Regions from separate parts of the Homo sapiens genome. Here region 1 is linked to region 2. Evidence: chromatin loops called from intact Hi-C (ENCODE). Cell type or tissue: A673. All regions are shown on one strand. Each heading gives the region's core, and the rest is flanking DNA. Links, peaks and the distances in the headings are about the cores only. Region 1 overlaps LOC101928421 (a long non-coding RNA gene). Region 2 has its middle 67 kb from the start of TBX20.

Region 1 (8,341 bases), core at 54-8,053, 440 kb after region 2:
CTCTTCTAAAGACAACTGATGCTAAAGCCTCTGCTGAAGGGGCAGGACCAAATGAGCCTGGCAACTGATCCCACCTCACTCTCAGGCAGCAGGTGATGGAACTGCGTTGACACTAAGCCCAGGCAACCCGTCAATATGCTGACTTTTGACACATGATATTGTCTAGCAAGAAACTTTGTGTTGAGACAGTCAGGTTCCTTCTTTTGAGAATTTTAACTTGGAAACACAGATAGGAATCCAGCAGTCAACAACAGGGCTGAAACTGGAAAAATGCATAGAACCAAGACATGAGGCAGAAATGGGAGGATGAAGGATCATAACAGGCAGCGGTTACTAAGAAGCTATAAGTAGAGAAAAGTATACCAAGCAGAGGGAAAGACTGAAAACATCTGCAGTGAGAGGATTGTGGAAAAGATGCACAAAGAAAACTGATGCTGGCCGGGCGCGGTGGCTCACGCCTGTAATCCCAGCACTTTGGGAGGCTGAGGCAGGTGGATTACCTGAGATCAGGAGTTCGAGACCAGCCTGGCCAACATGGTGAAACCCCGTCTCTATTATAAATACAAAAATTCCCTGGGCATCGTGGTGTACACCTGTAATCCCAGCTACTCAGGAGCCCATGGCAGGAGACTCACTTCAACCCAGGAGGCGGAGGTTGCAGTGAGCTGGGATTATGCCACTGCACTCCAGCCTGGGCAACAGAGAAAGACACCATCTCAAAAAAAAACCAAAAAAAAAAAAAAAAAAAAGGAAAAAAAAAGAAAACTGACGCTATTATAGACACCTTAGGCCATGAGGGCAGCGACAGCGGGTATGGCTGGTCCTGCAGGTGACTTTCCACTTCCCCTGCTCCTTCCTCTTTTATTTATATTTTCCTACCAAAAAAAAAATGAAACCTTACAAAGCCAAACTGAAAAGATGCCTTTGAGCACACAAAAATCATACTCACTCTAAAGTCTATTGACTGATTGAATTCTCAGATACATTTCTTCTTTCACTGTTTTTAAAATTACCGTCTTCTATATGCAAAATCTAGAAGGAAAAATACAATTAATTTTCATGACATCACATACTATTTTACTATTTGTTTGCAGGCCATCAACAAACTTCCCTTATGAGAAAATCCTAACTGTAATCAAGAAAGCAAATATCTCCCAAAAGCTCATTGGAGAAATGGCTGATTCTAGCACTGGAGCAGAAAATATACAAGATGAGCCTGGAACATCTTATTATGCCAGGAAATAAGCAAGTGCTCAAAAGAAAAGTCTCAATGATGGGGATATATCAAAGGAACACAACATCACTAATTAGCATGGAAATGCAGATCAAAACCACAATGAGATATCATCTCACTCCAGTTAAAATGGCTATGATCAAAAAGACAGAAAATAACATGCTTGAGGCCATGAAGAAAGGGCAAGCTTGTACACATAGGTGAAAATATAAATTAGTATAACCACTATGGAAAACAGTGTGGAGGTTCCTCAGAAAGCTAAAAATAGAGCCACCATATGATCCAGGAATCCTGCTACTGGGTATCTATCCAAAAGAAAGGAAACCAGTATACCAGAGATATCTGCACTCCCATATTTACTGCAGCACTATTCACAATAGCAAAAATGTAGAATCAACCTAAGTATCCATCAACAGATGAATGGATTAAAAAATGTGGCATATAGACACAATAAAGTACTATTCAGCCATGAAAAGGAATGAAATCTTGTCACTTGCAGCAACATGAATGAAACAGGAAGACATTATGTTAAATGAAATAAATCAGGCACAGAAACACAAATATCACATGTTCTCACTCTCATGGGAGAGCTAAAAAGTGGATCTCAAGAAGATAGTAGATTGGTGGTTACCAGAGGCCAGGAAAGGGTGAGGGGGAGGCAGGAAGAGAAGTTGGTTAATGGGTACAAAAATACAGTTAGATAAAAGAAATAAGTTCTCGTGTTTGATAGCACAGTACAATGACTATAGTTAACAAGAACTTACTGTGTATTTCAAAATAGCAAGAAAGGAAGATTTGGAATGTTCCCAACACACAGAAATGATAAATTTGAGGTGATGGATATCCCAATTACCCTGATTTGAGTACACATTATATGCTCGGATCAAAATGACACATGTACCACATTAATATGTACAATTATTATACAGCAATTAAATAGGAACATAGGAGCCACCTGAAAGAGCTCCCAATGGCCAAAGCTGAAACAATTTTAGCAATAAAATAAAGTCATATTGGATTAAAACCCAATGTATAAAATAAATATCCATGAGTCTATACTAACACAAATAAATGGATTGAATAAATAAATAATTGGGAGGCAAGAGATAAATCCCTCCATAGAGAAGAATTCCAAATAATTTACGTAGATACTCCATCCTCAAAGCAGTGAGGCATAACTCCCTGCTCCTTCTTGGCTGCACACAGTGACTTCCTTCCAAAGAGCTCAGTGTGGAAGGCAGGTGGGAATTACTTTACAGTGGGGAAACCTGACAAATACTACCAGGTGGCCAGGTGGTGAAGGTCAATATCATGTGTTTCTTTTTTGAGATGGAGTCTCGCTGTGTCACCCAGGCTGGAGTGCAGTGGCACAGTCTTGGCCTACTGCAGCCTCTGCCTCCTGGGTTCAAGCAATTCCCCTGCCTCAGCCTCCTGAGCAGCCTGCCACCACACCCAGCTAATTTTTATGGACTGCCACCATGCCCAGAGATACTATGTATTCTTGATATGATATGACGAAAATGGCACATTACCCCTGTTGTCTTCCTCCTAAAAACACATAGCCCCAGTTTAATCATGAGAAAAATATCAGACAAATCCCAAATCAAGAGACATCCTATAAAAATACTCCACCCATACTCCTCAAAAATATCAAGGACATCAAAAACAAAGAAATCTGAGAAATTGTCACACCCTAGAGTAGCATAAATAGACATGACATCTAAATTTAATGTGATATCTTGGAATCCTGGAGGGGATTCTGGAACAGAAAAGAGACATTAGATAGACTAAGGAAATCCAAATAAAGTATGGACTTCAGTTAATCATGATGTATCAATAATGGTCCATTAATTGCAACAAATATCCCCTACTAAGGTAAGCTGATAATATAGGGGGAACTGGCTGCAGAGAATATGGTAACTCTGTATCATCTTTGCAATTTTTCTGAAACTCTAAAACTGTTCTAAAATTAAAAGTTCATTTTTGAAAGTTAAAGAAGTTAAAGAAAAATATCAAAAGCAGCATTAAGCAATTGGGGCCATCTTTATCTATATGTTTTTGTTTTAGACAGTAATGATTAGATCCCTGTAATAAAAGACAAGGTCTGGAAAAAAAAAAAGTCTCCCAAGAGAATTGCTAAGTAGGGCGTTGGAATAAGGTGTTATCTTACTAAGCAAATACTATGGCCATAGAGGTGGATTGTCTGCTGATTTATTCTAAAGTAGAGGCTGCCAAAAATTTAAATAGCTCTTGCCCAAAATGTAATGGTCTAATTCAACTACCAGGAGCCACCTCTGGACACAGAAAGCGAGACAGCAGAGCTCAATGCTTAACTCCTACAGGAACTTCATTCCTCTGTCTGGTGCCAACAGTACCTTTGAGCCACCTGTAAAAGTGGCCAGGCTTATTCTCTATATTTTTCTATATGTTTGAAATATTCCATAATAATGTTAAGAACATTTTTGTAATTTTTATTAGCTTTCAATTTTGAAATAATTTCCAACTTGATGAGAAAAGTTGCAAAAATAGCACAAAGAATTCCCACATACCCTTTACCCAGCTTCCCCAAATGTTAACACTCTGCATAGTTATAGTACAGTGATCAAAACCAAGAAATTAACATCGAAGCAATACTATTAGCTCACCGACAGATTGCATCAAAAAGTTACCAATCGTCCCACTGAGCTCCTTTTTCTGGTTCAGGACCCACGGTGCATTCACAGCTGCCATGTCTCCCGCCTCCTCCAGTCTGGGGCAGTTCCTCGGCCTTTGTCTTTCATGACCTTGACATTTTTGAAGAGTCAGTGTAAAATCATTTAAACTCATTGAGTTTATGACAATCTCCCTAAAACTGTTCTGAACTGAAGGCAGCTCTTCAGCGAGTTGCCAGGCCGTCAGGGAGCAACCTTGATACAGTTTCTCAAGCTGGACAACTCTGCAGCCTCTGCAGCCCCCAGAGGGGCAGGAAGCGCATGGGAAAGTGGCACAAGGGCGGGACTGCACCTCACTGGGATTCCGGACAACCAGTATCCTGAGCACCTAACAAGGCGCCAAGCTCCCACGTGCCTAGGTACCTCCTCTACTCGTAGGAGCTCTGAGGAGGTGGGTGGGTGTGTGCTCCAATCCACTCGCTAGGGCTCGGTGGGACCAGGAGTTCACGGTTGTGTGAGCAAAACCCAGACGCCAGTACTGCACATCCTGGAGCCACCTGGTGGCTACAGTCTCCAGCTTTCTCAGGGCCCGAGAGTATCCTGTCTTCCATGTTTTTTTCACGCTCTGGTAAGGTAGCATCCTTCCCTCCAGGGTCTCCAAGCCCTGAAGTAACCTTCCTCCAAGGGCCACCGCGGAAGAGATGTGCAGTGTTACAGCACCATCTAGTGCTAAAAATAGTACAGTGCAGCCATAGCATCCCTGCTGCTCCAGTCACAGCTCCTGGGGGTGTAATTAATAATTTAGCAACCTGTCAAGATTTAACAAGTTGACTCTAATTTCACGGTGTGACAAGCCAGTCTGGTTTACCAAGGAAGAGGCATTGGAGTCAGATGAATCCCTTGTCTGCCCTTACCAATGTGTCTTGCTCTGTCTCTGACAGTCCAAACCTTATTTTCCTCATAGTTAAAATGGGACTAATACTGTATTCAACATTGTTATAATGTACCTGGATAAGTCCTGGGATGATAGAAAGTCCCAATAAGCATGTATTGCTTCTCATCCTCCTCCTTACCCTCTTGTATACAGAGGATTTCCATGACAACCTGGAGCCGTTAAAATGGAAGGGACTCTCCTCCATGAGGTGTGATGTTCATCCAAAGAGCCGGACAAACTATAAAACCCTGAGGCCACTCCATGGTTAGGAGCCGGGACTCGGAATCTGAATTGGCTTATTTTGAATACCAGCTCTGATGGTTGCTGGTTTTTCCATCTGTAAAATGGCGATGGTAGTGATGATGCCTGTCTCCTAAGGCTGTTGTGAGGATTAAATAAATTAATACCTACAAAGCACTTAGAAGGCAATAATGTCGTAAGTGTGAGCTATCATTAATAACATTTCTTAGCAATCTGGACCCAAAAAAGGCAGGAGGTGGGGGAAGGCTCAGAGCCACCATTTATTTGATTTATAAAAGAAAATGTTCCACTTCTTGTCCTTTTGAATAGTACTCTACCTCTCATGTTTTCCCCTAAACACACACACACATACGCACACAATCTTCAAATATTTAGAGTCTGGCTCCTCTTCGACCAACTCCAAGTCTCAGTTAGCTTCCTGGGCCATCTCCAAGGTGAGGCAGGGCCACAGGCAGCCCATCTGAGCCTCACAGACAGCCCAAATACCTCAGCCATCGGTATAGTACTGGTAAAGCAAGCCCTTTATCATTATGAAATATCCTTCATACTCTGGTAATACCTGAAAGTTCACTTCGTGTACTAAATACACCAGCTTCCTTTTGGTTAATACTTGCATGATAGTCCTTTTTCCATCCTTTTACTTTCCATCTTTCTGTATCCTTGTTTAAGGTATGTTGTTTTTAAGTCTCAGAGAATTATATTTGTTCTTTATCCAGGGTGATAATAATATTGCCTTTGAATTGGAATATTTAGTCCACATATGCTTGATGTAGAGATTGATGCATGTGGGTGTTTGTTTTCTATTTGTTCCCATCTGTTCTATGCGCCTTTTTTTCTTTTTGCCTTCCTTTGGATTATTTTATTTCATATTCTCCTTCTGTTATCTTGTTAGTTTTACATACTCTTATTCTTTTACAAAATACCGTAGAAACTGAAACATGTACCCCTGATTTATTAATTTCTAATATAAATCAGTGCCTCCACCATTTTCACTTTCAAGACAATTCAAGGACTTCAGAATACTTTAATTCCATTTACCCAGGGGTCCACAGTCCCCAGGCTGTGAACCAGTACTGGTCAGTGGCCTGTCAGGAACTGGGCTGCACAGCAAGAGATGGGTGGCAAGCCAGCAAGCATTACCGCCTGAGCTCCACCTCCTGTCAGACCAACAGCAGCATTAGATTCTCATAGGAGCGCTAACCCTATTGTGAACTGTGCATGTGAGGGATCTAGGTTGTGCACTCCTTATGAGAATCTAATGCCTGATGATTTAAGGTGGGACAGTGTCATCCCAACACCATGCTCCCAATCCCTCCACCCCTCCACCCACTGTCTGGGAAAAAATTATCTTCCACAAAACTGGTCTCTGGTGCCAGAAATGTTGGGGACCCCTACATTTACCTCCCTCCACACTTAACGTGCTTCTCTTGGTGATGTATTTTAGTTCTTTATATATTTAAGACCCCAGAAAGTAAAAAGTTGTTTCACACATTCAATATTTATTTAGTTTTATACACATACTTACCCTTTCCATTGCCTTTCAATGCCTTTCTGCACCTCCAGCTGTGGTCAGTGATCATTTTCCTTCTGCTCCAACAACACCCTTTAGTACTTTCCTTTCATACTTTTGGTACTTTTCATTGGTGGCAAATTCTATTTTCCTTTGTCTGGACGTGTCTTTGGAAGGATATTTTTGCCTCATAGTCTTCTAGGTTGACTATTATTTTCTTGAAGCTCTTTGAAAACACCATTCCATTTTCCACTATCATTACTTCTGCTGAAAATTCCCTCTCAAGGCTTGCTGTTGCTCCTTTGAAAGTAATATATATTTTTCCTCTGGCTACTTTTAAAATTAGTCTTTGTTTTCCAGTAGTTTTACTATGAAGTAATTAAGTATAACTTTCATTGTAACTTATCCTGCTTAGAGGTCAACAGCATTTCTTATTTATGTGGCTTAATGTCTTTCATTAATTTGGGAACAACCTTAACCATTAACTCTTCGAATAGTTGTCTTCCTATTTACCCCCAGCACCAGTCTGGATATTTTCTTATCTTTCATTTCATTACCTATCTCTTAAGTTGTGTCTATCAGAGCCATCTACTGATTTCTTAAATTGTTATATTATTTTTCAATTCTAGAATTTTAAACATAGTGTCCAGTTCTCTCCTGAAGTTGTTCCATTTGGTCATTTAATTCATGAACATTTTAATCATAGTTATTGTAAGACACCGGTCAGATAATGTTAACTACGTGAATTTCCTGGAGGTCTGTTTCTATTGTTCACTTTCTCATTGTTGGTCGAATCTTGTGTTTTTGCATTCCTATTTCTTAAGCAGACTTTGAAAACAATTAATAGAGAAAATTTGAGAAATTAGACCATGTCCTCCTTCAGAGGGGCTTTGTTTTTGCTTCTGGCTATCCACTAGATCTGAGGCTGGGCTTCAGTCCTTGTGAGGACAGGCCCATAACCAATTCACCTTTAATCAAAGAGTAGCTCTTTGGGGTCCCACGAGAAAGTCTGGGGTGTTTTCCAGGGCTGCTTCTACTTGGACCCCAACTCTAATTTTTGGTCTGCATTAGTCTTCTACAAATTCTGTTCAGTTTCTCAGCCCCTGCCCTTGAATTAGCAAGTCCCTTGAGGGGGAAACGAACAGTATCAAATGTAGGTCTCTCGAATATTAGCCCTTGCTTTCTCAACAGCCCTCTGATCCCTGAATAGGTATGTATATTCTGGCTTTTGTCCTTTCCTCAGCAGAAGAGTTGGTGCAAAACAAGCTAATCTCCCTTTGCTCAAGGCTGAACTCTCCACATTCCTTATTTGCATAATTAATTAATCTTGGAGTCCATGGTCTAGAGTAGAATAGACTTGGGTTCAAGTCTCCATTGTGTTACTTACTAGCTGTGTGTTTTCAGGTGAGCTATTTAACTTCTTAAAGTCTTAGTGTCCCATCTGGAGAATGGAAGCAACAATGGTACCTACCTTGAGTTATTTTAAGGATTTTTTAAGATGCAGGCATAGCATTTAGCACAGAGCCAGGAATACAGCAAATATTTAAACATAAATAACATCAAGCATTAAAGCATTCCAAGTAACAGTTGTTATCATTATGTAATGGAAAGGATGGCACAACAGCAGCCTGTCTCCCATGCACCCCCTGTGAAAGAGTAACTACCTGGGGGAAGATCCTATACAGGTCTAAGTTTTTCCCCCTTGCTCATCCTATGGCTTTGGAACACTTGGATGAAACAGCTTACTGCAC
Region 2 (8,341 bases), core at 31-8,030:
GCCTGGCCAACATGGTGAAACCTTGTCTCCACCAAAAATACAACAAATTGGCTGGGTGTGGTGGTGCACACCTGTAATCCCAGCTACTTGGAAGGCTGAGGCACGAGGATCACTGGTGCCTGTGAGGCAGAGGTTGCAGTGAGTCAAGATCACGCCACTGCACTCCAGCCTCGGAGACAGAGCAAGACTCTGTCTCAAAAAAAAAAAAAAAAGTTATTTCACTAGCAACATATAATTACCATAAAATAAAGGAAGGTTTTAAATGAACTACACATGCAAAATACACTAGAGAAGCCAGATATTTAAAGAAACGTGTGGTGAATTATTTGGTAAAGCAAAAATATTTTAATTCGTAAGTTACTATTCCCCTAATGCATCTATTTTGTAAATGCTGTTTCACATATGAGGTTTGTAAAAAAGCAAAATACATGTATAAATTGGTGCACATAAAGATGTTCTACAAATATAGCCAGAAGTTATTGTTTTACTGTATGCAAAGAGTGATGGCGATTTTTAATTCAAAAGTTTTTAAATATTTCAAACTGAAACTAAATCTTACCAATGTAGAATTGCCACAAAGATGGCTGGAATAAAAAAAAAAGGAAAGTTATTAATAGCTGCTTTATTATAAAATACCATTAAAACAAGTATTTCAAATGTATTATTTTACATGTCTAGAAAGATAGCACACAAAGCAAGACAGCCAGCTAATCCTGTCTCTATGAGCATAGGAAAAAATCCAGGACACAAAGCAAATTCTGAACAGAGCTTACCTCTCTGCAGCAGGGCTCGACAAGTAAAGGGAGAAACTTGAGAGGGTTTTTTTACTTCAGGTAATTGGTAAGAGTGATGGAATTATGGAAGATTGTGACCTTTTTTGTTTTTTTTTCAGTATTATTTTCTATTCCTTTATAAGAAATTTTTAAAAGAAGTAAGTATATACAGTATGCTTCAGCTAGTTCTAACCAAGAGGAGCCACTCTAGATCAGTTTCTCTACCATTCATCAGAAGATGATTAAACGCAGGAAATCACTTCCTCAGCAGCACATCTAAAAGCCCCAATGTGCAGCTCAACCCTTGATGAATTGCAAGCTCTTTGCAAGAGCCCAGACCTAGAAGCTACTAGATGGCCTAGGAGACTAGTCTGGAGTCACGTGGGCCAACGCCCCATGTATACATAAGACTTCACCTGGGAGCTGGGAGACACTGCTCTGGGTATGGAGCTTTTACAGGAGCTGCAAACGCAGCCTGTGCCCCTGTTTGGTTGGGGAATTGCTTGTTTTCAATTCCCCTGGAGAGAGAAGAGTGGGGAATAGAACAAGTTAAAACACCACAAACTCTGCTGTTCTTATAGAGGTTCAGCAGCTTTTCTTGAATTAATGCCCTTTAGATTGTTGTAAACCTTTGGTTAATTTCCAAAGTTTGAAGAAAATGATTTTGATAATTTTCCAAGTATTTTCATTGTCGTCATGGAGGAGTGCATTTTCTTGGCTATTCCAGAAGTCCTACCTCCCTTCTGAGATTTTATAATAGTATTTCTTATGGTTATCCCAAATATACTTGGCAAGTCATCTTATAAACCACCAATAATAGCCTCTTAAAAATTCAAAAATTACTTCACTTGGCTAACAAAATAAATGCAAATTAATTCAATAATTATTGAAGAAATTAAATTTTTAAAAATTAAAAAATTGCAATGTTGAAATTCTCAACCATGCTTACCCAGATCTTTTCCTATATTACTAACTGTCCTGGGCTTATCTTAAACACTTCCCGGAAGATTTACTTGTTTTATACCAGGATAAGCAAAGTATGGCCCATGGTGTATTTTTGGACTGTCTGCAAGCACGGTTGCTATAATTTTTAAAAGGTTGAAAACTTTAAATGGTTGTAAAGATGCTCATAACTGTTTATTAGGCTTCATTAATTTTAAAATATACAGAGACTATCCTGTTCAACTATATTTGTATCCTATTTCTAATTCTCCTAACAATTATATACACTGAAAAAACTCTTCAGATGATATATAAGGAAAAGGTCAAATATAGTACCAAATTCATCTAGCTTTCCAAAGATGCTCAAAATCTTTCTGTGTCTCTCACTCCCTCCCTTAACCCACATACCACATCTGAAAAAAATGATATGGTGTAACGATGCCAGTATTCTAAATGCTTGAAGGGCTTATCACATGCCCTTTCCAAGCTGTGACAGAAGCATGTCCCCCGGACCCCGGCATCCTATCAATCTCACCTCTGAAGGTGACCCAGCCTCATACTTCACTGAAACAAAGACCATTAGACGCCAGCACTCCCAACTTCTTTTATCTCCACTTTAACATTTCTCCATATAGTAATTCTCGCTTTTCTACTCCCTGCCATCTCAGAAAAGGAAGTCTCTCTCCTCTTTTCCACAGTTAGCTTATCAAATTTGTGCCCTTAACTCTACCCCTCCAAATATTCCAAGACTTGCTCCACTAATTATTTCCTCTCTTGGAATCTTAATCTCATCCTCTTCCCTTGATCCTTGCCCCCAGCCTTTAAAACTCCTAGACCTTAAAACACTCTCTGCGATCTGACAGCCCTTCAAACCAATATACTCCCTATCTCTCTCTCTCCTCTGGTTCAATGACAAGATTTTTGGCCAACTTCTTTCTACTCAGACCTTGCTATTATTTCCTACTAGGCACCCACAAACCCTTGCTTGTTAAACTGATCTCCTTCAAGACTCAAGAAAAGCGCCATGCGGCTCCCTCCTAGGGCTCTCCTGCCCTCTCCTTACCGATGCTGAGAGTGGTTCTGCTGGGGAACCACCGCGCCTGCAGTTCGTGCACCTCTTCCCGGAGCTGCGCCAGGGAATTACGGACGAACTGGAAGGGGTCGAGAAGGGTCTTGGCCACCACCTTTAGCTCCAAGCCTTTTCGCTTTTTCAGATTTGGGATCCTCCCCGGGGAGGACCTCCTGGCGCCCCCTGGCAGTTTCCCGCCGCCTAGGGCCGACTTTTCCACCTCCAGCTCCCGGGCGGGGGAGGCCCCGTACGGCCGCTTAGACGGGCTGGGGCGGGAAGATTGCAGCGGCTTTGGGTTTACTCCTTGTTTCTTCATAATCCCTAGTGGAGCTGGGTCAATTTCAGGCACAGCCCATCCGAGTCAGGCGAGGTCCAGAAAGGCCTGACTCGCCTGGCAGCCTCAACGGACTTGTCCCCGCAGCCGTTGACTAGCCGTTGACGAGCGGACCTCCCGGTCGTCATGGCGACTGTGAAATGTAGGGTGGAGCGCATGCGTTCGAAGCCATTCGCGCGGGCAGTCCCTGCGTGTCCCCCTGCGTGTCCCCCCACGTGCTCCCCAGCGCGCGCAGCACCCCGCCTCTGCGCTTCCCCGAGCGTGCAGCTTCCGGTGAGGGCAGCCCCACGCACAGCCCCCAACACCCTCCCCAGCGCCTGCAGCCTTCGGTGCGCGCAGTCCCCAAGCCCACATGCGCAGTTCTCACCTTGCGCGCAGCCCCACGTACAGCCCCCAACACGCTCCCAGCCCCACTGGCGCAGAACCCATCACCGCTTGCCCTTCACGCGCTTCATTGGGAGTGCAGCTCCCACCCCGAGCGCGCAGCTCCACGCAGCCTCTCCACACTCTCCCCAGCGCTTGCAGCACCCCCCAGTGCGCACAGCTCTGCCAGTAGCTTCCCGGCGCGCCGCCCCTGCACCGCTTCGGGCCATAACCTTGCTGGCGACTAAGTCTGAAGAACTTCCTGTGGTTTCATTCTTTTCTTCAGGTTTAGTCTTAGCTCTGACATTTTAACCAAAAGGTTACACGTTAATTAACGAGGTATTAAAGGGGAAGATCTCAGCTGAAAGAAATGACTGTAGGAAGTGTGTCAGGGAAGCCAACGGAACCGCTGGCCCGCCGGTGGTGCGCCCGGCATTAGGAAAGTCTCTACGATCGCTGAGGTATCGGGCAGTCAGTGCCCGTTGCCAACGCGGAGGGAACGGGCGGAGACTGCGGGCAACACGTGGCAGAGCCGGCGTGAGTCCGGTGGGTCTGATCCCAGAGCCTCAGGTTGACGCCACTTCCTTGGCACGGAACAGCGTTTACTGAATCTTAGAGCAAAATGCTTTTCCAATGAGGTTCCTCAGAAGTCATCGGCCCTAGGAGCGGTGTGCTCAAGCGCTTTCAGCACCAGCCAGGACCAACTAAGAGGGGAGCGCTTACCTCCCAGTCACCGCGCAGCCCTACAAGAGGCCAAAGCGGCTGGCACAGATGCACTGGGGCCACTGACATTTTCCATGTCCTCTGTCACGGGCCACATGCTGGAGCCCACACCGCTTCACTTGCCATCTGTTTGATGATGGATCACATTGAACTCCCATATCCTAACTCACCAGTCTAAAGCATGGCTCATTGTGGCCAGGTTAATTTTTCCTGATGCAACACAGCACAAAAATGTTCGTGGCCCACAAATCAAGTCCTAGGCTTGCTCACCAATGCCTTCAATATTTGCCCAATATACCTTTTCAACTTTAATTTCCCACTTCCTCGGGCACAAAATCTTCCATCTCAGTCATTTCAGGTGAAGTCCACAGCCTGAGACATCATAACTGCTGAATTCCTTTATTCATGTGGAAAAGCCATCCCTTGGCTTTTACATCCTTTTCTCCCTGCCCATCTGAAAGCTGTCACCTTCCAAGCCCCAGCCCATTTCTCCAGCCCATATTAATTATGCTTTTTCTGAAGGTCTAGAGCACTTAACCGACAGTACTATTTATCTTGTCACTCAGTTAAATTCAGTAAGTGCTACTACTGCTCATTTTTTGTTTTGGGAGATTTTTTTCAAGGAGCATTTCTACATTCCTGGCATTGTGTTTGGTGCTCAAAATGTTTTCTCAATTCATGCAATAACTGTATGCAAATTTTAAATCAAGCATCAGGATGTAGTTATTTGCCCAAGTTTTAACAGCTAATAAATTCTATCTGTCCAATACTGCATTTAAAATACAAAGTATTTACTGTGGTTGATGAGAATATATTCTTGAATGGCTAGGCAAACTCAAAATAAAGCACCTTATTTTAAAATATGACTGTTTTAATGTTTTTTGGAACAATAAGTGAAGTGGAGCTATTGTTTTTCTTTTTGGTCAGTTTGTTTTTTCTGGAGTTTCCAATTGCCTTTTGCATCACTTGGTGTCCTGGTGGGATACAAAATGCTCTTACCCATGGTCTAGCCCATGAAAGTACAAATCTGGTCATTTTTATCATTTAAAAAATTAATCTTTTTATAAGAATGTTCATTGTGCTATTATTTATATCGTTAAAAAATAGAAGTGGCCTCAGTATCAAACACTAAGTTATGAAACATTCATATAGTGAAGCATTACAGCCACCAAAGTCATTTTGCATGGATATTTAATGATATAGGAAAATAGTCATGATATAATGTTAAAGGAAAAAAGAAGCAGGATATATTTTATGATTCATATGTTTAGTAAACACACAAAATTAACTGTGTGCCATGTGCTGCTCTAAATCTTTTACACAGGGGACTCATATAGGAAGATTACCAATGTATGACCTTGAGCTGGTAATTTAGCCACTCTAGGATTAATTTCCTCATCTGAAAAATGAAGACAGTTATATTTGTCTTACTGATGGTATGATTGAATGAATTAATGCTTGTAAAGCATCAAAAACACACCACATGCTTAAACAAATGTTCCTTTATTATGTTCTAGACCGGCCATCCTATAGTGCACTCGTGAGTATTTTTAGGTTGGTGCAAAAGTAATTGCTATTTTTGCCAATACTTCCAATTAATATTTTGCTCACTTGGTTTCTTTGTCATCAAGTGATATGTTAGTAATTATTAAACAGTAATACATGTTTTAGGTTCATTAGTTAACTGAGAGATAGTTGCCTAAATCATTATGTATCTACTCCTACTAAGGAGAGGAGTAGATTTGTATATAAGAGGGAAATCATGACACTTAGTTTTATGTGCAGTTGAATAGAATCATGGATGTTTTCATGTTTTTACAGCTTCTGTAACAGTGGTCACTTATTTTGACCTCATTATTTTGAATGGTTATTTGAGTCACATTTTAGCTGTATACTAACCAATGACAATAACTTAAAGCAGTTAGGTTGATAATTTAATCTATGATTAATTGACAATTAAAATAGCACATTATAATTAGATAAGATGCAATATATTCTTGCATTATCTTATCATCTTTGAAACAGAGATGCCTCATGATTTATATATATATATGTTTTTTTATATATGTTTTTATTATACTTTAAGTTCTAGGGTACACGTGCACAACATGCAGGTTTGTTACATATGTATACATGTGCCATGTTGGTGTGCTGCACCCATTAACTCATCATTTACATTAGGTATGTCTCCTAATGCTATCCCTCCCCCTCCCCCCACCCCACGACAGGCCCCAGTGTGTGATGTTCCCCTTCCTGTGTCCAGGTGTTCTCATTGTTCAATTCCCACCTGTGAGTGAGAACATGCGGTGTTTGATTTTTTGTCCTTGTGATAGTTTGCTGAGAATGCTGGTTTCCAGCTTCATCCATGTCCCTACAAAGGACATGAACTCATCATTTTTTATGGCTGCAGAGTATTCCATGGTGTATATGTGCCACATTTTCTTAATCCAGTCTATCATTGTTGGACATTTGGGTTGGTTCCAAGTCTTTGCTATTGTGAATAGTGCCGCAATAAACATATGTGTGTATGTGTCTTTATAGCAGCATGATTTATAATCCTCTGGGTATATACCTAGTAATGGGATGGCTGGGTCAAATGGTATTTCTACTTCTAGATCCCTGAGGAATCGCCACACTGTCTTCCACAATGGTTGAACTAGTTTACAGTCCCACCAACAGTGTAAAAGTGTTCCTATTTCTCCACATCCTCTCCAGCACCTGTTGCTTCCTGACTTTTTAATGATCGCCATTCTAACTGGTGTGAGATGGTATCTCATTGTGGTTTTGATTTGCATTTCTCTAATGGCCAGGGATGATGAGCATTTTTTCATGTGTCTGTTGGCTGCAAATGATTTAGCTTTTTTTTTTTTTTTCTCAAGATAGGGTCTCACTGTCACACAGGCTAAAGTGTGATGGTGCTCACTGAAACCTTGAACTCCTGGGCTCAAGGGATCCTCCTGCCTCAGTCTCCTGAGTAGCAAGGACTACAGGTGCAGGCCACCACACACAGCTAATTTGTTTATTTTTGTAGAGATGGGGTATCACTATGTTGCCCAGGCTGGTCTAAAACTCCTAGCCTCAAACACTCCTGCCGCCTCTGCCTCCCAAAGTATTGAGATTACAGGTATGAGCCACTGCACCTGGCTGCAAATTATCTGTCTTACATAGAAATCTCTAATCCGGTTATGGATATCTAAAACTTGCCTCAGTTTTTCCTTTGTCTTTTAGTAAAACAATTGGGAATTTTAAAAAATGCAATTAAACTATGTAACCAGCAGATGGCAATAATGATCTGTAAATCAAAATTTCAAAACTTAGTTACTTATTAAATTCATTCTTTAAAAAAAATCACTGTTCTTATAATAAATCCATTTACTAAATATGAAATGTAGGAAAATTCCAAATGTAACCCCACATAAAAATTACATTGCATATTTCATATGTCAAAATAATTAACATATTCATCATGGCCAAGATTTAGTTTTCCAAATAATAATGACTTTGTTTTAATTGATTCGAATAATTTATTAGATTTAAAGTTTTAACTTTGCACAAATACATAGATATAATTTAAGTGGATAGTTAAGTTCCATCTCTAGCCTCCAGGCTAGATAGAGGTGGTTTAGCGAAGACCATTTTGAAAACATTACAAACTTTTCCGGTTATAATTTCGTAATTTAAAATATGAATTTCACTTTAATTGAAACTTTCTGCATAAAAGATTGGTTTTTATTTGTGCTGTCTCATAATTTCTTATGCATTAAGATACTTTTCCCCCTTTGTACCGTGCAAGGAGTTGGAATTGGCACCAAAGTATTAGTTTGTACTTTATCAGCATTAGTTATTCCCAAAGATGGTGGCAAAATTCTTAGGATCTCATAGTTATTTTATTTAGTAATTTTATTTATTTTCATTATACCTTTCTAAGACTTTTTCTACAAATTCAAACATGAAATACATCCTTTGTTTAATTTTGTAGCTCCATTTTTGCCTTCAAAAATAGGATAGCCATAGGTATGTTCTTCTTGGAGCTTACTTATTCTCTAGGTAATTTCAAATTGGTCTGCTTATAAATGTTAAAAGATCCTTTCAAATTCTTCTTCAGCAAGTTGCCTCCACTAAAAAAAGTGTCTTTGG

The links. A loop is a pair of places that touch in the nucleus more often than their neighbours do. Peaks named below come from ENCODE experiments on the same cell type or tissue, not always from the same donor. Only the 100,000 strongest peaks of a DNase experiment are listed, where the experiment ranks them.
Region 1: it touches region 2 in a loop (11-fold over the local background); 15 of 110 quality-filtered maps call a loop at or near these places.

What each region holds. Positions count from the first base shown.
Region 1 is chr7:35,620,160-35,628,500 of GRCh38, forward strand. It overlaps LOC101928421 (a long non-coding RNA gene), which reads right to left. Exons shown (of 5, transcript XR_007060285.1): 1 at 950-8,341. Among named protein-coding and RNA genes, the nearest start is that of HERPUD2, 71 kb to the right of the region's middle. In A673, for the core only: CTCF peaks have their summits at 4,618 (motif pointing left) and 4,823; a DNase peak (open chromatin) is centred at 4,572.
Region 2 is chr7:35,182,942-35,191,282 of GRCh38, forward strand. It overlaps the pseudogene DPY19L2P1. Among named protein-coding and RNA genes, the nearest start is that of TBX20, 67 kb to the right of the region's middle. In A673, for the core only: no CTCF peak of the experiment used is centred there; a DNase peak (open chromatin) is centred at 3,260; H3K4me3 peaks cover 1,051 bases; H3K27me3 peaks cover 2,364 bases.